Linked DNA regions of Homo sapiens: region 2 is linked to region 1. A link is a contact called in ENCODE POLR2A ChIA-PET data. All regions are on one chromosome and are shown on one strand. The core of a region is the stretch at or near the end of the contact, and the rest is flanking DNA. Distances in the headings are between cores, read along the strand shown.

Region 1 (3,008 bases), core at 230-2,729:
CTGAACGAATCATTGATTGAAGGCCTTGAGGGAGCAGCAACGGACAGAGCTGTAAACCTGTGGGCACAAGGTCTGTGTTTAATTCTCAAGCTGCCATTCACCAGCCTGCCAAGTTTTTAACCTCTCTGAGCCTGTTTGCCCATCTGTAAAAGGCGAATGAAAATCAATTCAAAGGAATTTTTTCTATGGATTAAACTACATAGAGGAGCTTTAATAAAGATTTGTTTAAAAACCACCTGGCTATGACTTCAATGTTGCAGTGTGGATGGGACCCTGTCCACCACGGGGCCTGGAGTCTCTCACTGGGAGGCCACGGCAGAAAGTCTTTAACTCCAGGACCAGAAAAATAAGCCTCTCTTCTGCAGTAACTTGTGCATTTTGTCGTGGTTGGCTAGACATTTCAACCACATAAACCCCTTGACCATGGAGAAGTGCAAATCCAAAATGAAGGCCAGTAACTCACATGACGTGACAGTCTGCACCTCTGGGCACTCACTTTCCTTTACTCCCTCCCTCCACTCTCACATGCATTTTTCTGATCTTTGTCTCTTCCCTCAGATCTTATTGGCTGCACTCTCGCCAGCCTCCACAGTTGGTTCTTCAGCTTCAGTGGGACCTGCCATCTTCTGAGACCTTTGCTTTCTTCTTATTTCTGAGTTCCTTCCTATCCTGGTTTCCTTCCACTTCCAGCATAGCTTCCATCATCAGCCACTTCCACTACCCTCTGCACCTCTCCCTGGCCCTTTGTTTCCCTGTCACACAGGACCCCGTGATGGAGCCTTCTTTCTACCTGCTCCTGCCTGGAGGGCTAAGGGCGCTGCAGAAGAGCCTGGCTGTGCAGTCTGGTGGAGGCTTCCTCCTCAGTGCCTGCATCCACGCTCAGCTTGCTCTCCCTCCACAGGCCTCCAGCCATGCCCCAAGCCTCTCTCTCCCTCCACAGGGCTCCAGCCATGCCCCGGGCCTCTCTCTCCCTCCACAGGCCTCCAGCCAGGCCTCGGCCCCCTCTTCCCCTCCACAGGGCTCCAGCCACACCCTGGGCCCCTTCTTTCCCTCCACAGGCCCCCAGCCATGCCCCGGGCCCCTCTCTCCCTCCACAGGCCTCCAGCTACATCCTGGGCCTCTCCTTCCCACCACAGGCCTCCAGCCACATCCTGGGCCTCTCCTTCCCCCCACAGGCCTCCAGCCACATCCTGGGCCTCTCCTTCCCTCCACAGGCCTCCAGCCACATCCTGGGCCTCTCCTTCCCTCCACAGGCCTCCAGCCACATCCTGGGCCTCTCCTTCCCGCCACAGGGCTCCAGCCAGGCCACAGCCTCCCTGCTCTTGGGTGACTGTCTTGATTTCTATTTTCCAGAGTAAATAAAGGCCCCGAGCCCCCTCGACTTCCTGCCACGGAACAACACCCAGGCTTGCAGCTGCATCCCTCCTATTTCCTTCTTCCTTTCTGTGACGACAGACAAGGTGTCCCACCCCCTCTGAGGAAGCCGTCCACCTGCACCTTCTGCCTCATCGAGAAGGGCCTCTCTTCTGAACTTCACATCTTTCATCTCCCAGCATCTTTCCATTATCTTTTAAAATGTTCAAGTTAAAATGTTCTTTTTTTTTTTTTTTTTTTTTTTGGCAGGGTCTCATTCTGTAGCCCAGGCTGGAGTGCAGTGGCGCCATCTTGACTCACTGCAGCCTCAAACTCCTTGGCTCAAGCAATCCTCCTGCCTCAGCCTCCCGAGTAGCTGGGACCACACGCATGCACCACCACACCGAGCTAATTTTTGTATTTTTTTAGAGACGGGGTTTTACCATGTTGCCCAGGCTGGTCTCGAACTCCTGTGCTCAAAGGATCTTCCTGCCTTAGCCTCTCAAAGTGCTGGGATTACAGGCATGAGCCACCGTGCCCAGCCTCTATTTTTTTTTTTTTTTAAATCTCCCTCAACCCAACTTCATCTTCTATCTACTTTCTGGAGTCTCTGCTCCACTTTGAAGTCACAATTTGCATGGGCTGCTCCTGCTACATCCTTCTTAGTCTGCCACAATCTGGCCCCCATCCCAAATCCCCCAACATCTGCCCCTCCACCTCAATGAAACTTCTCTTGCCCAGGTTATTATTATTTTGTTTGTTTGTTTGTTTTGAGATGGAGTCTCACTCTGTTGCCCAGGCTGGAGTGCAGTGGAGCAGTCTCAGCTCACTGCAACCTCTGCATCCTAAATTCAAGCGATTCTCCTGCCTCAGCCTTCTGAGTAGCTGGGATTACAGGTGCGTGGTACCATTCCCAGCTAATTTTTGTATTTTTAGTAGAGTTGGGTTTCACCACATTGGCCAAGCTGGTCTTGAATTCCTGACCTCAGGTGATCTGCCTGCCTCCACCTCCCAAAGTGCTGGGATTACAGGCATGAGCCTCTTGTCCAGGTTATAAACAACCACTTCATCACTTTCAGTCCTTGTCTTACCTTTCCTCTCAGTCAAATTTGTTCAACTTACTTTTCTTGTCAAAACATGATTTTCCCTTGGTTTCAGAGATAATACCCCTGCGTGGGATTTTAGCCCCCTAAGCCCCCCAGATGCTCATGTTTGGTAACCCATGTAGGCCTTCCTGCCTCTCTGTCCATCTGTTAAATATTGACCTCCTCCAGGGCCTATCTATTAATAAGTAACTCTTTTCATCCCACACACACTCAGAACTCATCAATACCAGAGCTTTAGGGACCATCCCAGCTCTCTCATGAACCCCACACTCTCGCTCCAGCTGCCGACCAGTTACTTCTGGTGGGATGTCCCACAGACCCCTCAACTGCACAAGTGCAATATCTACTCATCCCTTCTCTTCCCCAAATCTGTCCTTCTTTTCATGTTCCATATCTCAGCAAATGGCACCACCAGTTAATCTGCCTAAGCCAGAGACCTGGAAGTCATTCATGGTTGCTGTGTCTACTTCAGCACCCTCATCCAATTGACCAAAAGCCTGCCTGTCCTATCTCTGGACCATGTTTTAATCCATTCTCTTGTCCCCAGGT
Region 2 (3,008 bases), core at 331-2,830, about 21 Mb before region 1:
TTCCCTCCTGAAAATTGGGGCCACTTTCATCATAATCCTTAGAACTTCACACACAATGACTGCAGTAACAAAAAGGAACCCACCTACCTAGAACCACCTACATCAGAATGATTATCCAAGTACCCAAAGACCTCAATTCTTACAGAAACAAAAGCACACATATCTTTTACTTGTAAGGCAATTAAGTATACCAAAAATATTAAAAGGGGAAAGGGTAGTACTTTATAACCGACTTGAAAGTTGTAAGTCATTTAGCTATTTACCCAAGTTCTTCACTTAATTTTAATACCTTTACATTAACTTTTCAGTTCCCCCAACACAATAAATAAATAAATAAGCCTCGTAAGTCACCTATCATCTCATCCCATCGATTCCTTCACTCGCAAATAATCAAATAATCGAGTCAGGTCTTTCTGGCTGCAAATGATTCTTTTTTCCTAAATCAGCGAACTCCCTCCAGTCACCTGTCAAAATAAGTCACTAAACCTTGCTGGAGAGCGCTAAAGGAACCAAACCTGGAATTTTAAGGGGATCCGCGGTGCTAGTTTCAGATGTGTTGCACCGAAGGGCCTGTATCGACTTCTGAGGCCTGCGCTCGAGTAGCAGTCCCTCCCTTCCCCCTCCGGCCCCTTCCAATCCCTCCACCCCGGCCTCGGCTGGTACCTGGTAAGGCTGCGAGTCCCCCCTCCGGTCGTGACAGCTGAAAAACAGGAAGAGAAGGCAGCGACATAAGACACGGCGCGGGTGGGGGGCCGGGGAGGAAGAAAACGGGGCCCCCGCCGCCCCTCCCCGCGGGAGACCTACCGAGCGCCCCAGCGCCGAGCCCCGCACGCACACGGCACAAACCCGGAGCCTCCGGAAGGGCCGGAGAGGGCGAAATGCCGCGAAGCCGGGCCCCCGCTCCCCGCCACACTGCGTTCCCGCCCGCCCGCCCGCGCGGCCGCTCCTCCTCCCCAACCCGATCCGGATCAGGGTTAACAACAAAAATGGCGGCCCGGCCAGCTCCAGATAAGGAGGAACAGCCCCCCCGCCGCCGCCCCCCGCCGCCGCCCGGCCCGAAACGAAAAGACAATTTACCCATCACTGAGTCTCTGCTGTTTCCTCGCATACATTACCATCAATGCCCGGCCTGTGAGTGTGTGTCGGGGAGGGGGGAGAGCGGCCGCGAAAGGCGGGCGGGCGCGCAGGCGGCGGCGGCGGCGGGCGGCGGGCAGCCCCGGCACCTGGGCCCGGCGCGCCCTCGGCGACTCTCATCAGCTCCCAGTTACTGGCGCCGGCGCTCCCGGGCCATCTCCCTCCGTCGACACCACGCTCACTCTCAGCCGGGGCAGCGGCGCCAACTACACGGCGGCACCGCGAACCGGGGGGAGGGGGGCAAGACGACGCGTCCGGCTCAGCCCCGCGGAGAGCGACTGCCTCCTCCGCCTTCTCCTCCTCCTGCTCCGCCGCCTCCTCCCCTCCTCCCCCCGCCGCCGCCGCTGCTGCCGCCGCCTGGTCCTTCTTCTCCTCCTCCTCCTCCCGCCGCCGCCGCCGCCGCTGGTGCCGCCGCTGCCGCTCCACCAACTACATCCGGGCAACTCGGACGCTGCCGCCTTCGGGAAACCTCGGCAGTTTCCGCCGGGCCCCTCCTCTCCCACCCTCGGCCTTCCTCCCCGCACCGCGCGGGTCCGGAACACCGCCCTCGGCAAACCTCGGCTGGCTCCGGCCTTTCTCCTCCTCTGAGGCCTGGATCTTCTCTTCGCGACCAGTCTGCCCTTTCCTTCTTTTCCTCACTCGCGAGTCGGCCACCGCCGTTCCCGTTTAGGGATAGTCTCGCTCGGGCGCCTGCTCGAGGCTGATCTCAGGGGCTCCGGGCTGCGCAGGGAGGGAGCCGCCTTCCGGAAGAGGACGGTGGGGCGCGAGGGAAGCCATCGCGGACTAAATAAGGGAGGCTGCAGCGGCTGCGCGTGCGCCCAGAGGCGCAGCGGGAGGGGGTGCTCTCGGGCGAGCTCTCCGGCCGCGGCCCCCGCCCCTGCGCTGTCGGGCGGGGAGGTCGGAAACCCCCTGGCGAGACCACGGGCGGACGCTTCCCGAAGAGCTGCCTGGGCTGCAGCCGCGGAAGCTGCGTTCTGGGGAGCGGGGAGCGTGCTCCGGCGCCTTCGGGCCGCTGCTGGAAGCCGGAACCGAGCCCGGGCCGCTGCCCCTCACCGGACGCCGCGCGCCACCGGCCCTCCGCGGGGCAGGGGCTGCTGCGAGCTCGCCGGGCGCCCTTTAGACGTAAGTCTCACCCTGCGCCCCGAGGCAGGAAGGAGCGCGTGCAGTCCCGGCCAGAAACGGCTAATAGGAAGGGCTGAGGGGTTCTGTGTTCAAGGCAGAAGGCCGTGCGTCAGGGCGGCCCTCAGCGGAGATGCGTGCACGGAGCGGGGAGCGCCGCTCGGGGCAGGGAATGAAAGCGGCGCTTGAGACTGGAAATTTAGGGAGATGAGTTCCTTGGGAACAACGCTGAACCATCTCACTGCCCCACCCTACCCCTTGTTATTTTTTTTTGAGACAGGTCTCGCGCTGTCGTCCAGTCTGAGTGCAGTGACGCGATCACGGCTCACTGCAGCCTCGACCTCCGGGGCTTACGGGTCATCCCACCTCAGCCCTCTAAGTAGCTGGCACCACGGGCATGCACCACCACACCCGGCTAATTTTTTAAAAAAAGTTTTTCCGGAGATAGGGTCTCGCTGTGTTACCCAGGCTGGTCTCGAACCCCTGGCCTGAAGCGATCCTCCCGCCTCGGCCTCCCAAAGTGCTGGGATTACAGGCGTGAGCCACTGCGCTCGGCTTTTCACCCCTTTCTAACGTTTTCCATCCCTTTCTAACGTTTTCCATACCCAGCGGTGCCCTGCCCACCCTCTCTTTATCTCTCACTTTTCCCTCCTCTGTTTCTTCCTCGCTGAAGTCCATTGGTGAAAGAAAATTCATGTGAAAGTTCTCAGGTGTGTTAAGTGAAATTGCTACAAATTTGATTTTATGTACTGCTG

Evidence for each region. ChIA-PET counts read pairs that join two places held with the same protein, here RNA polymerase II (POLR2A).
Region 2: POLR2A ChIA-PET joins it to region 1 with 14 read pairs in activated CD4-positive, alpha-beta T cell. The contact joins the promoter of WAC here to the enhancer-like site in region 1. POLR2A ChIA-PET finds 5 or more read pairs at or near these places in 2 of 52 experiments (activated CD4-positive, alpha-beta T cell and endothelial cell of umbilical vein).

The regions. Positions count from the first base shown.
Region 1 is chr10:7,506,407-7,509,414 of GRCh38, reverse strand. No RefSeq gene overlaps it. Among named protein-coding and RNA genes, the nearest start is that of LINC02642, 35 kb to the right of the region's middle. Within about 2 kb of position 1,479, at least 5 of the 41 ENCODE cell types and tissues checked have a DNase peak (open chromatin) inside an H3K27ac peak, as active enhancers do.
Region 2 is chr10:28,531,690-28,534,697 of GRCh38, reverse strand. WAC (WW domain containing adaptor with coiled-coil) reads right to left here and starts at 1,580. Exons shown (of 14, transcript NM_016628.5): 1 at 1,078-1,580; 2 at 664-700. The coding sequence starts at 1,118. WAC-AS1 (WAC antisense RNA 1) reads left to right here and starts at 2,344. Exons shown (of 3, transcript NR_033805.1): 1 at 2,344-2,963. RefSeq lists silencers at 577-826, 837-946, 1,097-1,176, 1,387-1,536, 1,907-2,326 and enhancers at 1,687-1,876, 1,497-2,180.